2 separate regions of the Homo sapiens genome follow, and region 1 is linked to region 2. Evidence: chromatin loops called from intact Hi-C (ENCODE). Cell type or tissue: PC-3. All regions are shown on one strand. Each heading gives the region's core, and the rest is flanking DNA. Links, peaks and the distances in the headings are about the cores only. Region 1 has its middle 53 kb from the start of NAV2. Region 2 overlaps NAV2 (neuron navigator 2).

What was found. Peaks named below come from ENCODE experiments on the same cell type or tissue, not always from the same donor. Only the 100,000 strongest peaks of a DNase experiment are listed, where the experiment ranks them.
Region 1: it touches region 2 in a loop (2.0-fold over the local background); 21 of 110 quality-filtered maps call a loop at or near these places.

The regions. Positions count from the first base shown.
Region 1 is chr11:19,655,319-19,663,652 of GRCh38, forward strand. It overlaps a transcript of NAV2 not described here. Among named protein-coding and RNA genes, the nearest start is that of NAV2, 53 kb to the right of the region's middle. RefSeq lists an enhancer at 4,928-5,127. In PC-3, for the core only: a CTCF peak has its summit at 3,213 (motif pointing left); a DNase peak (open chromatin) is centred at 4,943; H3K27ac peaks cover 1,352 bases.
Region 2 is chr11:19,721,993-19,730,326 of GRCh38, forward strand. All of the region lies in intron 1 of NAV2 (neuron navigator 2), which reads left to right. Among named protein-coding and RNA genes, the nearest start is that of LEISA1, 11 kb to the left of the region's middle. In PC-3, for the core only: no CTCF peak of the experiment used is centred there; DNase peaks (open chromatin) are centred at 1,799 and 3,819; H3K4me3 peaks cover 805 bases; H3K27ac peaks cover 3,741 bases.

The DNA.
Region 1 (8,334 bases), core at 258-8,257, 66 kb before region 2:
TGGAAGTCAGTGTGGCGATTCCTCAAGGATCTATAACTAGAAATACCATTTGACCCAGCCATCCCATTAATGGGTATATACCCAAAGGATTATAAATCATGCTGCTATAAAGATACATGCAGACGTATGTTTATTGTGGCACTATTCACAATAGCAAAGACTTGGAACCAACCCTAATGTCCAACAATGATAGACTGGGTTAAGAAAATGTGGCACATATACACCATGGAATACTATGCAGCCAAAAAAAGGATGAGTTCATGTCCTTTGTAGGGACATGGATGAAGCTTGAAACCATCATTCTTAGCAAACTATTGCAAGGACAGAAAACCAAACACTGCATTGTTCTCACTCATAGGTGGGAATTGAACAATGAGAACACATGGATACAGGAAGGGGAACATCACACACCGGGGCCTGTTTTGGGGTGGGGGGAGGGGGGAGGGATAGCATTAGGAGATATACCTAATGTTAAATGATGAGTTAATGGGTGCAGCACACCAACATGGCACATGCATACATATGTAACAAACCTGCACGTTGTGCACATGTACCCTAAAACTTAAAGTATAATAAAAAATTTAAAAAAAAGAATCTTAGGGGTGACCAGAAAGATCAAAGAGCAGCCTCACACTCCTCCAAGCCACTGGTTGGAGAAGGAAGATTGTCCAGCTGATCCCTTGGTTTTCAAAGAGACAAGCCTCTGCTGGGGGATTGGGAAGATGTCATTTTCAGAACATATGACTTGAGAAAACCTTTCCGTGAAGGGGCTCAGCAGTGTCAGCTCATCTTGCTGTGCTATGGTTATCTCACAGCACAGCTTCAAGCTAAGTTGCTATCTAAATAGCAGATAGAAATGACAAAATGCAGAGCACTGAGGAGTGGCATGCAGAGACCACCATTACCAGGGAGAAGAGCTGCAGGAGGCGCTCTGGGGCCAATTCTCAACAGCAAAGGCCCATCCCTTGTCACGGGGGCCTGTACCTTACTGGTTTTTGTGGTGCGTCATGCTTTACTGGACTCTCCAGCTCAGCATTCATCTGGCAGAAGGGCCATCAAATGCAGAGCCCCTGAGGCTGGAGGCAGCTTGGTGTGTGTGAGGAACAGAAAGAAGGCCATTGTGGTGAAATGCCGTGAGTGAGGGGGGAGAGGCACAGACAGGAGACTGGGGAAGGAGCACAGAGCCAGATCATGCCCAGGCTTGAAGGTCATGTTAAAATGTTGGATTTCACTCCATGTTTGAAGGGAAGGCATTTATGTTTTAATCTGATCTCTCTGGTTGCTGATGGGTGAATAAATGGGCAAAGAGTGGAGGCAGGGGGACTTGGTACAGGGTGCCTGGGGACCCAGCCACACCCACATCAACTGAGATCATGGCCCCAGCCCAGACCCACTGACTTGGAATCTACATCCCCCTGGACTCCTGTGAGAAGCAATGCTCTAGGGGGAGAAAATGGTTACTTGGACTGAGACGGTAGCCACAGAGGAAACAAGGAAGCGGTCGGATTCAGGATATATTTTATAGATGGAGCTGGCTATGTTTGCTTGTGATTTGGATTCTGTGTGTGAGGGGAAAAAAGAATCAAGGATATCACCTAGGCTTTCCACCTGAGCACCTGGGAGAATGCAGGAGCCATTTACTCAGGTGGATACACTGGGGGAGGGAAAGGCCTGCAGAGGGAAGTGGGAGAACCAAGAGTTCTCCCTTGATTGTAATGCATTTGAGATGTCTTCTAGATGTCCAAGTGGTGCTGTTGAGTGGGAAGTTAGCTCTACAGATTCAGAGCTGAGGGGAGAGTTTGAGGCTGGGGGTGTATTAAAATCCATGGGAATGCCTAGAAAGTATGGATAGAGATGAGTAAGACCAGTGGCTCAACCTAGCCCTCTGGTATTTAGAGCTGGAAAAAGCAGGAGAGGCTAGGGTAGATCAGGAAGGCTACCATGTTTGCCACTCCTTTCTGGGCATCCAGTTTGTGCCAGGTACATACACGTTTTGCTAGTTTGTACTTCCCAATACAATTGAGCAGTTGGAACTTATTTTATACATTTAATATAAAAAAACCACCCTGTGGTTCAGAGAGGGTAGGCATTATTTGAGGATTTGAACTCAAGTTAATTTTCAACACCCATATTCTTTGGATTATGCCTCATCCAGAGGCAGATGGTCAAGTTGGCTGTGTATATTAGGGAAATATGGCCATATCTGAATTGTTGCCCATTTCCCACCATGCTGGTGCTTCCCACTTCCTTCAGCTTTCTGAAGTCACTCCTTCTCTGTATTCTGAGAGGGTGAGGAACACATGGGTTAGTGATACCAGGCAGGGTAGACCAGATGTGGAGGGCCTTGAGGGAAAGACTGTGCTAATGTCCCTCACCCTCCAAACGAAGATCATCTACTGCTCTGCGGCTCCAGACCCCTATGCGGGCAGAAAGTGAGTCAGGGAGGCATGAAGAAGAGCTCAGTCTTGAGAGGATGAGACAAGCAACAGATCCAGGCAAGGATCCTTCACCAGGAAGGGGAGCCCAGGGTGATGGATAGGAGCAGCTCATCAGAGCAGGGACAGAGGTATGGGGAGATAAAGACTCAGGTATTAGATCTGAGAACACTAGGGGACATGACCTGGGGAACACAGGTATTATTAACAATAATAATAGATCAGGTATTATTAACAATAAAAGCTACTATTTATCAAGCTCATACTATGTAACAGACACTGTTCTCTGGACTTTTGTTTGCGTTATAGTCATTTAATCACAAACAATAAATATATTTTACTCTGTGCTAAGCATTCTACATTTATAAACTTACTTAATTTTTCACAGCATTCCTATGATGTGGGAACAATTATTATCCCATTTCACAACTTAAGAAACTAAGCGCAGAGAGGTTGAGTAACCTGCCTAGGATCACACAGCGAGTAAGTGACAGAGCCAGCATTGGAGTCAGGCTGCCTGACTCCAGAGTTTAGACTTTTAGCTATTATTCTATAGTGAATACTTAACACACAGAAACTCATTCAATCATCACAACAGCCATGTAGATACTATTATTATCTCTATTTTACAGTTAAGAAAAGTGAGTCTTAGGAGGCTATGTGGTTTGTTCAAGGTCACACAGCTGGAAGGCAGGGGAACTAAAATGCTGACGGGGTCTTTGCATGGTACCAGTGTTCAAACTTTTACTTACCAGCCATAGTATCAGATCCATGCCACCTGGTGGAAGGCAGAGGTGGCAGAAAGAATGCTTTATGCTGAGCTCTTTGAATGTGGAAGCCAGACTCCCTAAATCCTCTTACTGAGGGTAAGATTGGCTCTAGATCTGGGTGAGCCCCAGCAGTATCCCCGTGCAGGCTCTGACTGGCTCATGAGAACTAATTGCTTGTGTCTCTTGCTAATTCTGCATTCACTGACACCACAGTGATTGCCTGAAATCAGCTATGGTGGGAGTATTTACACCATGGAAATCAGAAAATTCTACAAAGCAGGGGTTATTTTTCCATGACAGCCAATATTCCAGTACATGACTGATTAGATTTAAGCTGACATTTAGAATCAAGGGTGCTCAGCTGGAGGCACAGGAAAGTTATAGAGTCAGGAAGCCAGGTACCTCTCTCCACTAGTCCTGGGGAAAACGAAATCAGCAAAACATTCGACAAACACAAGCTTAGCAGCTAAAGGATGCTCTGTCTTTGTACCATTAGGCCCTGGAAGTACTTCAGTGAGTTAAATAGACATATTGCTGACTTATAGTCCAAGAGGGAAGATGGATAATATAAAGAAAACTAAAGAAATTTAAGTGTACAATTTCAAGTTGTGATATTATGAAGGACACAGAGAAGAATCTAATTGTATAAGGGGTAAGGAAGGTGACTGTAAAGCACTGGCATTTAGACCGGAGACCTCTGGTATGAAAAGGAGCCAGCAAGACCCAGGTAGGCAGAAAAACTTGGTGAAGACTGAGTGCTGGCAACAGGATGGGCAAATGCTGAGGCCAGTTCAGATGGAGTGTGTGGTGGGCAAGAAGCATAAGCTACGGCCAGATGGTGTAGGGCCTTGTGTGACACAGGAAGGAGTTTGGTGCAATGGGAAGGCATTGAAGAAGGGTCTTAAGTGGGAGTTAACGTGCTGGGGGGTGATGTGCTCTAATTTATGATATTAAAAGATGACTTTGGCTCATGTATAGAAAGTAGGCAGGGAGGAGAGTGGTCAGAGCAGAAGTAGGGAAATAGCAGGAATTCAGGCAAGAGATGATGGTGGCCTGAGCTATATAGGGACACATTGGAGATACAAGTAGGAAGCAGAATCAACAGGACAAGCTAAGAGATTGATATGGGCTGCAAGGTTAGAAAGAGGGTGGACTCAAGATGATTCATTAGTCTAGATCTCAGTTTCTTTGAGACATTGAAGACAAGAGGCTCAAACCAGAATTCCTGAGTTTCAATCCTAACCCTGCCATCTACTAGTGGTATAGCCTTGGGCAAGTGATTCAGTCCCTGAGAGCCTCAGTTTCTCCATCAGTAAAATGGAGATCATATTAATTTCTACTTCACAGGGTTGTTGTGATGTTTCAATGAGTTACTCTCTATGGAGTGCTTAGCATAATACCTGAACATAATGAGCACTACACAAAAGAACTATTATTATTATTATTATTATTATTGCTATTAATACTAGTCTATTGATCATTTCTCTGCCTACCATTAAGAGATTGAGCCTTTCCAGGCAAACAACTCTTGTTTGGAAAGAAAATGTTCTGGAGAGGAGTACCCCAGGCATCCTTCTCTCACTGTTTGTGTTCCCTTCCCCAGCAAGAGTTTGGCAGGCAAAGCTGTTCAAAGTAAACACAGGTTCAGTGCTGCAGAAAATATCAGGTTTGGTAGCACGGCAAGTCTGGACCAAAGGAAACAGGCTTGCTTTATGCCGACTTCACTCGGCCACTGCATCCCAGGGGCTGCCCCAGCAGGGCTGGTGCTTTCTGGCAGACAAGGCCTTGATCTGGGAGCTCTTCACCTGTCTGGTTTCTTTTCTCGTGTGACTCAGGATGAGTCATCACTGTCACTCACCACTTCCTGGCCTGGACATTAGGGTTCATACGTTCCTGAACTCAATACCCAGGCAACAAGAGATGGAGTCCAGAAGAAAGCAAGTAGGGAGGGGAGGCAGTGGCACTGGGCAATGTCAGGAGAAATTAGAGGTCCACAGGGTACTAGGGAGGGGGAGAAGCCACCTGGAAAGAGCATCAGATCCCAACAAAAGTCAGGATAACCCAACCACCTCTGGTTTCAGACACCTAGACAGCGTTCCTCAACCTTTCTGATCCCATGTCCTGCCAGTCGAGAAAGTGTGGACAAGATATAGTACAAAAGTAACAGGTAGATCTGTTTGCTTTCACAATATAAAATTATAATATTGAATATAATTTCTAAACATTTGTCTGCTGCTCCAAGGTTCTGAAATGAGCCTGAGTGTAGCATGCCCCCAGTCGAGAATGGAGAGTTGTCCTTCTAACTATAGTAGTAGTAGCAATCATAATAGCACTTTTCTGTGCAAATGCTCTAAAAATTGAGGGAAAGTGGGGCTTTTGTTTGGTGTCACTCTTTTTTTAATTGTGGTGGAAATATATATAACATGACATTTACCATTGTAATCATTTTTAAGTGTGCAGTTCAGTGGCATGAAGTACATTCACATTGTCGTGCAACCATCTCTACCATCTATCTCTGTAACTTTTTCATCTTCCCAAACTGAAACTCTCTACCCCTGAAATAATAACCATCTACCCTGTCGCCCCAGCTCCCAGCCCCAGGCAACCACTATTCAGCTTTCTGTCTGTATGAATTTGGTACTCTAGGTACCTCACATGAATGGAATCCTATAGTGTTTTCTCTTTTGTGTCTGGCTTACTTCACTTAACACAGTGTCTTTAAGGCTCATCTATGTTGTAGCACGTGTCCGAATTTTTTTTCCTTCTTAAGGCTGAAAAATATCATACTGTCTGGATATACCACATTTGGTGTATCCATTCATTCTTCCATGGATACTTGGGTTGCTTCTATATTTTGGCTATTGTCAGAGTGCCACTGTTGACACTCGGTTTGATGAGGTGATTCAAAGTCAAAAACATCGTAACAATAAAAGGCCTGGGTTTTTCTGTTTGTACAGTATTTAAACTTGTCAGAGCGCTTTGAAACTAAGGTGTAAAGGAAAAAAAAATAAGTGTTTGTAAAGACCAGACAGACCTGGATTGTAATCCTGGCTTTGTAGCCTCATTAGCTTTGTGCTCTGGGACAAGTTCCTTAAATATACTGTATTTCAGTATCCTTAATGTGTGAAGGAGTGAGGAAATTGTGCCCAGTGTGGACAGTTATTATGATACTAAATAAGAGAACAAGTGTGAAAATGTTGAGTAGAGTCTGACATTCAATACTCAGTGGATTTCATTGTTGATTTCATGTTATTTCTTTGTATCCATTCAATTCAAACGAGAATCTATAGTTAGGTGGGACATTTATCTCATATAATAAGGAAACTAATAAGAAGACTAATTGCTACTCAATTAATTAGTGGTAGAAGTCAAATTGGAACCCAGGGCTCTTGAATTTGAGGTGAGGAATGATCAGGCAGCAAGTCACATTTGATGTATATGTCCACCCCAATCAATTGCTACTGGCTGCCTGGAATGCAGTGGAAAAGTGCTGGGTTTGATTAGCAATGTCTGCCATAGTTGTGGGAATGGGAAGTGGGGGTACAGCAGCCACATGTCTACTACCTCTGGCTTAAATTATAGCATCACTTAAATTCTTTTTAAAAATGTGTGAAGAGGAAGATCATCTTCTGTGTGTGGTTTTAAACAAGTTTATTACAAAATTAATAGAAAAAAAGGTGAAAAGAATATGAGACTTCTAGTTTACCTACCATCAAAGACCAGAAGGTTGTTATCCAAAGTGAGTAAAAAAAATATTATGATTGTAGCTGATCCCACAGCAGAAGGCCGTTTGCTGTGGTCAGAGTCACTGTGATTACCAGACTGAAGCAGCTGCCTACCCAAGGTGGCCTTACTCCCTGCCCATCAGTGGGGTGAGGCAGGAGGTGGAAACACCTGATAGAAACTGGTTGGCAAGGTTCATAGCATGTAAGACCAGATCCCTGCCTCCTCAGGGAAAGAATAGCAATTGCTGAGAGGCCTACCTTTCAGCCTTTCAGAATCCATGTGGGTCCCATGCCCCACGTGTTCTTCCATTCCTGCTAACCACCACATGTCAGGCAGCTGGAGGGGTGACAGTGTGGCCCTCAGTTGTCTGGCACCCCAGTGGCACCGGACAGGCCTGCCTGTGAGCCTTCTTTCCATTCAGCTGCTTCCTTAAGATGAAGCTCTGCCCACTGGCTCAGGAATTCCTGTAGCAGGATATAGGCTTCCTATAGTAGCACCTGCCTGTCTCACCCATGCCTGAGACACTGAAGCTTCAGGTCCAGTGCCAGGTAGCCTTTTGGCTACTTTTCCTGGGCTGCACGCCCTCCTCTTGCCACTCCATATCCTTATTTCTTGGACATGGGACCCAGATGATGCCTGCTAGGGCCTTCCTGACTCACAGAGGACCACTTACAGTTAGCTTGAGTGCCACATTCCATGCCTCGTGGAGGTCCAAAGCCCTCCCCAGTTTCAGTCAGTTCTTGATTGGGGAGTGGTAAGGATAAGCCATTTGCCTAGTCCCCTGAGATCCCACACTTTTCCTCTGTTGTTTACTGACCCTTTCCCCCCAACCAGCCCATGTTGACTCTGTTCTCATCACATCTGCTCACCTGGAAACCCAATATCTCTCACACAAGACAGTGTGTATGTGTGTAGAGTGTACTAAAGATTTGCTGGAGAGACAGAGAGGGGATATGTATTTTAGAAATGCATGTAATTTCATATTGAATATTAGACATGGTGTGTGTAATACATGAAAATAACACAAGCTGATGTTTATGGGGTGCTTATTATATGGTGGGCATTGTGCTGAGCATTTTATATACATTATCTGATTTTACTGTCCCCACAACCCCATGAATTAGACACTACCATTATGTCAAATTTGCAAATAAAACAGAGGCTTAGAGAAGATAAGAAACTTCTGAGGTTACAAAGTCAGGAAGTAGCAGGGCTAAAGAATTGAACTCAGGCAGTCTGACTCCAGGGCCTGTAATCCAAAAGCTGTTCCTGTGGTCCCCTGTCCCCGACCCCCATGGTATGGACTTTTCATTGTCTGCTCCATTGTCATATAGCACCCAGCCTCACACCATCCTAGTGGCATATTCTCTTTTTCCAGCTCTCATTGCTTATCCTCCTTCCTT
Region 2 (8,334 bases), core at 44-8,043:
TTAAAAACAAAACAAAGTCCTGCCTGAATAGTATTTGTCACCGATGCCCCTGATATTTATGAGAACATAAATGAAATAGGAGTGTGTGTATGTACTCACAATAGCCTGGCCAAATTTGTTTCATGAGGTTTAAGTTCTGGACTCTTTATCTTCTTTCTGGTATAGTGTGAAAACTTTGGCTTAATTCCTTGTTCTTTCATGAGAATGGTTGCTGACATTTTCTGGAAATAAATCACAAGATTCAGTTTCATTTGGTAATCTTTTATAAAAATCTAAGGTGTTTCCAAGGTTGCAAATACAAAATAAATTTTTTAAATGAAGTAATTTTTTAAAAAAAATTTAAAACCTCTGACTGAGCCCTGCTGGTCTAGGCACTGAGAAGGTAAGGAGTATGATTGGAAGCAAGCTTTTCTCTTTTGCCTGACTGAATCCTCCCACACTTTACCCACACAAAATCAGTTTAGTGTTACCTCCTCCAGGAAGCCTTCTGCCACCACCATGGTCCTAATACAGTGTATCTTCTATGTGTTCCATAGCCTGGCCATTAGCCCCTCAGCTTGGACTGCGATTGCTTATTTTGCTGGACCATGACTTCCATGAGGTCAGGGCTGTGTCTCTCCTGATTCCTGCTGGCACAGGATCTATACATAATAAGTTTTTAGTTAATATTTGCAGAAGAAAAGAAGGGTAAGGGGAGATAAAAGAAAGCATTGGAAAACAGTAGTAAATAGATATTGAACTCGAGCTGTGGATGGATCTTGCAGAACTCCCTCTTAGGATGTGAACTGAGAAGGTCATGTGATGGTGGGTGGCCAAGCGTAGGAGACAGAGACACAGAGTGGGCAACCTGAACACTGTCTGGAGCCAGCATCAAAGCTCTCCAACACCAGGTCTTAGGGAAACTTGCCTGGTCTGGCTGAGTAGAGGGCGGAGGCAGATTCCTTTGCACAAGGCTGTTTATGATATCCAAACTCTCTGGCTGCTGCGATGGAAGAAGAGCTGTGAGGATGTAATAATGGCACTGCAGCAGACTGGAGGGGTTGAGAGGGAGATAACACCATGGGCTTTGGCAAGTTTGGGCAGATTCCTGCCCCCCACCCCCAACCGCCCCTACCTTGGATGGAGGACCTGAGAAGGGTTCTGAGGGGGTTTTAGTTGGTTAGGAAAGGGAGAAGGTTTAGAAAAGCCTAGGATAGGACAGAGTTTCCAGGAATGATGATCACAGCAACCATTTATGTGCCATTTCCTTACATAATCTCATTTAATCCTCAAACGAACTTTCTGAGCTGATATTATTGAACTTACTTTACCAGTAAGAAGAAAAATAGGAGACAGTGAGAGGACTAGCCTTAGAGGAGTTCTGGGACTTTTTTGGGTCACACAGCTGGTATAGACAGTGTGTGGCAGGATTTGAACTGAGGTCTTTCTGATTCCCAAACCTGTGCTTTTAACCACTGCCTTCTTTTGCCAGTAATTGAAGGAGGCCTGAGTCCCATATGAGCTACTGCTTTAGATAATCAAACCTCCAGACCCTCCTCTTCTTGGAGCCTACTCCCTGCTTCCCTGGTCTCGGCCCTTCTTGCTGCTTCCCCCTCGTTGGGGCCTTCTGTGCCTGTGCCAGCTTGTTGCCAGAGGCTCTGTGTTTATAGGATGAGGAGCCCTATTTGGCCTTTGCCCACATCCTGCTGCAATCTGGGCAGGATCTCCTTGTCCTACTGCTGTGGCTGCTGTCCCCCAGGTGACCCCCGTGCTGCCGGCCCAGCAGGGTCCATGTGCCTAACAGCTGGCAGGACCTTGTTCCTGTCCTCCTGCCACATGCTGGCTGCAGCTCTGCAGACAGTCCCCATTTCATGCTGATTTGCTTTGATTCTTTTCAGACCTGGGAGTGACTCATGTTTACTTCAAAATGTGTGGGCCACAAGTGTGCCAGAGCTGTCAGACCTTCCGGTGTGCAAGCTTTGATCGTTAGAAGACAAGCCTTGAAGGAAAAAACCTCCATTTAGGTGACAAAACCAGATTTAGAATAACCTGGCTTACTTGGGATATCTGCTTAGTGATCTGTGCCTTTAAGTACTAGAGACTTAGGACATCTGAGCCAGAGGAGACCTATGAGGCCATCTGTTCCCATAGCTCCATTGTACAGATGAAGAAACCATGACCCAGAGAGGAGTGTGACTTGCCTCCAGTCACCCAGCTCCAAAGAGCAGAGTAAAAACCAGAACCCAAGCCTTCTGACTGTGGACCAGTATTTTCATCTCAGTTAGTAATCAGATGTTCTGCTCTGAAAGGCCTGATAGCTTAAAGATTGGAACCAGCCCTATGCTATATATTTTTTCCCCTCCTTCTACCAAGTAGTTAAAATGAGTATCTTTTTTTAAGAGACTGGGTGTCTCTCTGTCACCTAGGCTGGAGTGGCGTGACCATGGCTCACTGCAGCCACAAACTCCTGGGCTCAAGGGATCTTCCTGCCTCAGCCTCCCAAGTAGCTGGCATTACAGGTGTGAGCCACCACACCTGGCCCAGAATGAGTGTTCTTAATTGCTTCATATTAGGAAGCTTTTGCACTTGGCTCAAAGAATCAGAAAAATAGGGCCTCTTTGTGGATGGTATAAGTGTGGCAATAGGCCAACACTGACCACCTCCCATAGTCCAGACACTTTACATACATTATCCCCTTTAAGTCTCACAAGGGCACTGGGGGCATTTCATCCCCATTCTATGTATGAGGCTCAGAGGAGGTCAGTAACTTGACCAAGACCACATGGAGCCAGTACTGGGACTGTCTAATTTCAAGTCCATGTTCTTTCTACCCAGCCTCTTAGACCCTTGCTAGCTGGAAGCCAGAGAGACCTGGGTTAAGTTCCTACTTCCCCATTTATTTACGAGGAATCTCACCTTCCTAATGCTAGGGCGAGGCCTGGGGCACAGTAGGCACTTAAGAAATAGTTGTTGAACTGCAGCTTGGACAGGTCTGCCCTGTCAAGCCTCAATTTCCCTGGGTGGTTATAGCATTTCAACACATTGTGCAAGCTAAAGCAGTTCATGTATGTAAAAGTGTGAGGCAGATAAGATCACTGTTATTTACTGAGCACTTACTATGTGCTTGATATTCTCAGCATTTTATGTGGATTTTCCCATTTAATTGCCATAAAAGCAGTAAACACTGAGATGGATACTTTTGTGATTGTTTCCATTGTACAGATGAGCTGGGGCAGGTAAAGCATAAGCAACTTGCCCAAGGTCACACACCCAGTGAGTGGAGGCGCCAGGTCTGAATCTCAGGCAGTGACTACAGAGCTTGCCTCCTTCCCCACAGCATGGTCCTCCCTCAGTGCTGCCGCCCACTAAACCCAAGTCTAGTTGAGGGTGGGGAAGAGAGACACATGCAACTGAGGACACAGAAAGGGAAAGCAACTTGTTTAAGGTCCCCCAGCAAGTGAGAGGTCATAAAACCCAGCAAAGACTTGCTGTCTAAAGTAACACGGGGCCTTGGTCTTTCAAAAGTATTCCCTCTCTAATGGAGAAGGACACGATGTCCTGGAAAGTACTCCTAAACTAGAGACGGTCACCAGGAATCCCGACTGCCTGGTGGACTCCATGGCTTTCCTCTTTGGTCCTTGCCTCTCACTCATTTGGAATCATTCCTTCTCTGGATTGCAGAGCAGAAACCAATATAAATTTGACCCAGTCTCTAGAAATGTTTACCTGGCTAAAAATATGCCAGCTTTGTCATATTTTTAGCCACATTTAGATTTGAAGTATATGAATTGCCCACACCCATGTATTAGGCATGAACTGTTGGTACATTTTGTAACAGGACCTGCTAGTTTTCCATTCCAAAGAACTGGAATTCAGTCAGAAATTTGTCATTTGCAAATACCAACTCTCGCTACATTCCATTGCTGTTTTTAAGAGTGTCTCGTCACCTGGATTGTGAGGAAGCAGGCCATGGGCGAGGCCAGGCTGGCTGGGCTGCCTTGGTGCATTCCCCAGGTCTGGTGGCTTCTAATCGACCTCTGCCTGGCTCTGCCGAGGCCCTCGCCGTTCTGCGGTGTGTTGCCTTTGGATTAGCATAAGGGCAGACAGGGTGCTTATTTTAGAACTGGAAGGAGAGGAGATATATCAATAAAAGAAATGGGAAAGGAAAAATCCCTTCAGTGGTTTAAAAATATCTCTTCCTTAACAGGCTAGATTATTTCATTTCTTAAAAACAACTAGTAATTTTCTCCTCTGAAACAGCATTGGAAAGAGAGGCGTGTCAGACTAAAAAAGGAGGGGCTGAAATGGTGGCCTGTAGTTTTCACTCCCCTGTCCTGTTCCTATAGGATAGGTTATTTTCCCCAGTCTCCCAAAGCCTTCCTATTGACTCTGGAACCTTAGAACTATATCACAAAGACTCTGTTTTCTTACCCCTTCATTTTGAAGATGAGGATGCCACGCCTCAGGGCCTTTGCACTTGCTGCTCTTCCTGCATGGAATGTCTTCCCCAGATACCAACAGCACTCACTCCCTCAGCTCCAGTTCTTTGCTTTGATGTTACCTTATCAGAGAGGTGCCTTTCCTGAGTTTAGAACTGACTGTGAGCTGCCCACAGTAGAATGTGGGAATCAGGGTTGCCAACAGGCACGATTCCACTTTGTTTTCAGATTTTCTTTTTTATTTTTCTTTTCTGCCCACTTTTTGTGATCTAAACACTTGCTAACAAAAGTATGGTCTGTGGCCTGGTTGTAATGGCATCACCTGGAAGCTTGTTAGAAATGCAGAATCCCAGGCCTTGCCCCAGACCTGCTGAATCAACATCTGTATTTTAATAAGATCCCGGATGACATATACAGAAATGAAAGTTTAAGAAACAGAAGAGCATTTATGCCCTCAACCCCTTCAGAAGAAGAATCTAAGAGAAACCCCATCCCACAAAGTACTGTCGCCACCTCTGTCTGGAGGCACAGGCCCAACTGCCTCAAATAACCCCCTATGGTTGAAGATGGGAGGGATGGATGGAGTCACCCTAGAAGAGGACCTCATAAGACAGACTTCCGAAATCCATAGCTACTCTGTTTCTTACATCTCTCATGTTGCTTAGGGTAATTCACCTGTACACTGGGCTTTGTAGCTAATGTTTGGTCACCATGACCAGAGACTGTTATCTACTTGGTAGCTGCAGAGGGAAGGGAAACCCAGTCTTCAACCTGGGAGTGCAGCAGTAATTAGAGGGCCTTGACTCCCCACTCTGCCAGGTGTGCCTGGGCTGGTTGAGATAGCACCTTTCAGGAGCTGGAGGTAGTTCCATCCAGCCCGTCTCACAAATGGCTGTGAATGCCTCTCTAGATCCTTCAGCAAAGACAGGTCAGCTATTCCCACAGTCTGAATAGAAACCAACTCCCACAGTCCTTTGCTGTTTGGAAATCTTCCAGTTCTTGAGTCCCCCAAATCACATTGCATCATTCTAGCATGTGGTTATGTAGGAGGCAGGATGCTTCCCAGGGCACCAGTGGGAGGGGCTCACTCCCTCTCCATTGCCTTGTCTAATGCTCAGGGAAGCCCTCTCAATGGGCAGGTGCTGTGCAAATCTAATCTGCCTGTGGAGGCATTTCTTTCAATCACCCTGCAATTGTGCATTGATTTGGGGAAAGCCCATTGATAAGAGTAGAGCAGAATAACTGAGCTCCTGAATTAGGCTGCTTGATGAAATTATTGTCTAATGCTGATGTTGGAGCCTTTTTCCCTTGTTCTGTGTAAATCAGGGCTATTTTAAAGCTGTCACATGATCACTGATGCCATAGAAACTGCCTGACCTTGTGCACACCTGTGTCTCAGTCAGGCATGGACCACCACAGGTGGAGGAAGAGGACTTAGTGACAGAGGTGTAGCTTCACTCCAGAGTCTGCACGAGGAAGGAAGGTAGTAGAGGATGCTGTGGAGCACTTTTTGGTTTCTCCTAGCTTTGTCCAGCTCTCCTAGCTTTGTCTCATTTAACCCCATTGAAACCACCTGGAGGAATGACTACTCCAGCCACTCTGGAGTCCAGACCTGGTCCTGAGCAGGGACAGGGAAGCTGTCCTATGACTGAGAGATGATGTTTTGGCACCAAGAAGGTTTCTGTGTGTGTGCATGCATGTGTTTGTGTTTGCATGCACATGCGTCGAGATGCTCCTTGAGAGGTTGTAGAAAGTCCACTTTGGCCACTGGCATCACCATAGCATATGAGACAGTATGGTGAGCCTGAAAGAGCACTGTTCTTAGAGTCAAAAACATTAAGTTCTCTTTCTAGACCCTCATTTAGCAAGCTTCATGACTCTGGGCGCATATTCAGTGGTTCTTCACCAGCCGTGTGTAGAATTGTCCAAATAATCCACCAGCCCTGATGTCTCCCATAGATTCAGGCCTGGAGTGGCACTTTGGCATCTGTATTTCTTAGGGCTCTGCAGGAGATTCTGATGCACACCCTGGGGTGAGATCTGAATTTGAGACTAGCCCCCTCAGAGAAGTCAGGATAGTGAAGTGGAAAAGAGCGAGTGGTCATTGCCACACAGACCAGGGTTTGGATTTCAGCTCTGTCCACGTACAGCAGCATGGTCTTAGGCAAGCTGCTAAACCCTGCCTCTGCTTCCTCATCTGCACCACAGGCACCATAGCAATGACCTCACAGGGCTGCTCTCAGCACTAAATGCGATCATGTGGATGAGGCATGTGGCAAATGCCTGGCATGTGAGTACACCGTAAATGTTACATCTTGGGTGTGAGTATGTCTGTGTGTGTTTTCTGCTGTACTGTTATATATGGATAGAATCCTCTCAAGAAAAGTCCAAGGCAGAACTCAATCAAGAAATGAGATGGCAGTGCTCTATTATATTAGTGTAATTTGGTAATAAGGAAACCAATTAATTCATTCTTTGTTATTAATAGCAAGGAACGTATGCAGAGAAAGGTCCTATGGGGCAAGAGAGAGATGCCAAGAGTGCACCCCTTCCTTCATGACAGTAGTTCTTAAACTTCAATGTACTCAGGATTACCCAGGGAGCTTGTTAAGTGTGCAGAATCATGGGCCAGAGCATCAGAGAGTCTGATTTTGCAGATCTGGGGTGAGGTCCAAGAATTCATATCTTTGAAAAATATGACCAAGTGAGTGTGCATAAGATGGTCTGTAGCCTTCACTCTGACAAAGACTGGTCTAGATTAGAAGATGAAATTGGAAGACTGAGGGAAGGAGGGAACTGGGTGACTTGGAGCAAGCAGGAATGGGATCCTAGAAGATGGGAGAGGAGCTGAGGTTTGAATGCATGCAAGATCCCGAGAAAACAGGGAAGCATACTTTGGATTTGGTCTGATGAACAGACGGTGGAGAGCTCTGGTGGACAGGAAGCTCTGGCTCTTCTCCCTGCTGCCATTGGCAGGAGATGCCAGGTTGGGTAGGCATCACACTGGGAATGTCAGCCACTAGGAAGGGTTTACTGAGAATCCTGGTGAAATATAATGAACCCAAGGCATGTGTCTCTTTGTCCTCTCTTTAAGGCCCAAGATGGCTGGCTTTAAGTTGCCTAACTGTGCCCATAGAGTTGAGCTTCTTTTTATCTATTTCCTTATTCAGAAATGAGGGCTTGAAGCAGCCTGCAGTGGTAGACCTGGAAGTATAAAGTAGATTTGTGATGCTCAGGGCACCAGAGTGGGCTAGCAGAAAGGGCACCAGAGATGATAGGAGATGTTGAGTGCCATTTCTCCTTATTAGGGGCTGTGTTGGCTGAGAGGGGCCACAGCTGAATCTCAGGTCTGCAGGGGACCCATGTTCCATGATAAAGTCTGAACCAAGACATCCCTGTAACAGTGGCCTTTGGATCTGCAACCTATAGGAGAGCAAATTTTGGGGGGTCTTCACTGGATCAGGAAGAGCTACAAATAAGAATGGAGAGGGGAAGGGGTTGTGTACTCAGCACTTACTATGTGCCAGGCTCCACATTCCATGCTTACATGATGTTTGTAATCTAGCCTCCACCTTAGGAGGTAGATAGCTCTAGTTTTACAGATGAAGAAAGAGATGCCCAGAGAGGTGAAGCAACTCACAGCTTTACACAGCCAGGATTTGGTAAAGCCTGGGCTTGAACTTGCATCTATCTGGTTTCTGTCATGAATCTTCCACAGTTCTATGGTGAATGTGTTGGGGACCTTGATTCTTGGTCCTCAGGTGCAAGTGCCTCGGAAGCCCAGTTCCCCTCGGCAGGGTCGGGGGTTCAGTGTGGGCAGAGTGCCCTGGAGTCCTGTGACTTGTGGGGCATTTCTGTGCCCTCTGTCAACAATCCAGCCTTCAGTAACGTTGTGCTGCTGCCGGCTGCTTTCACC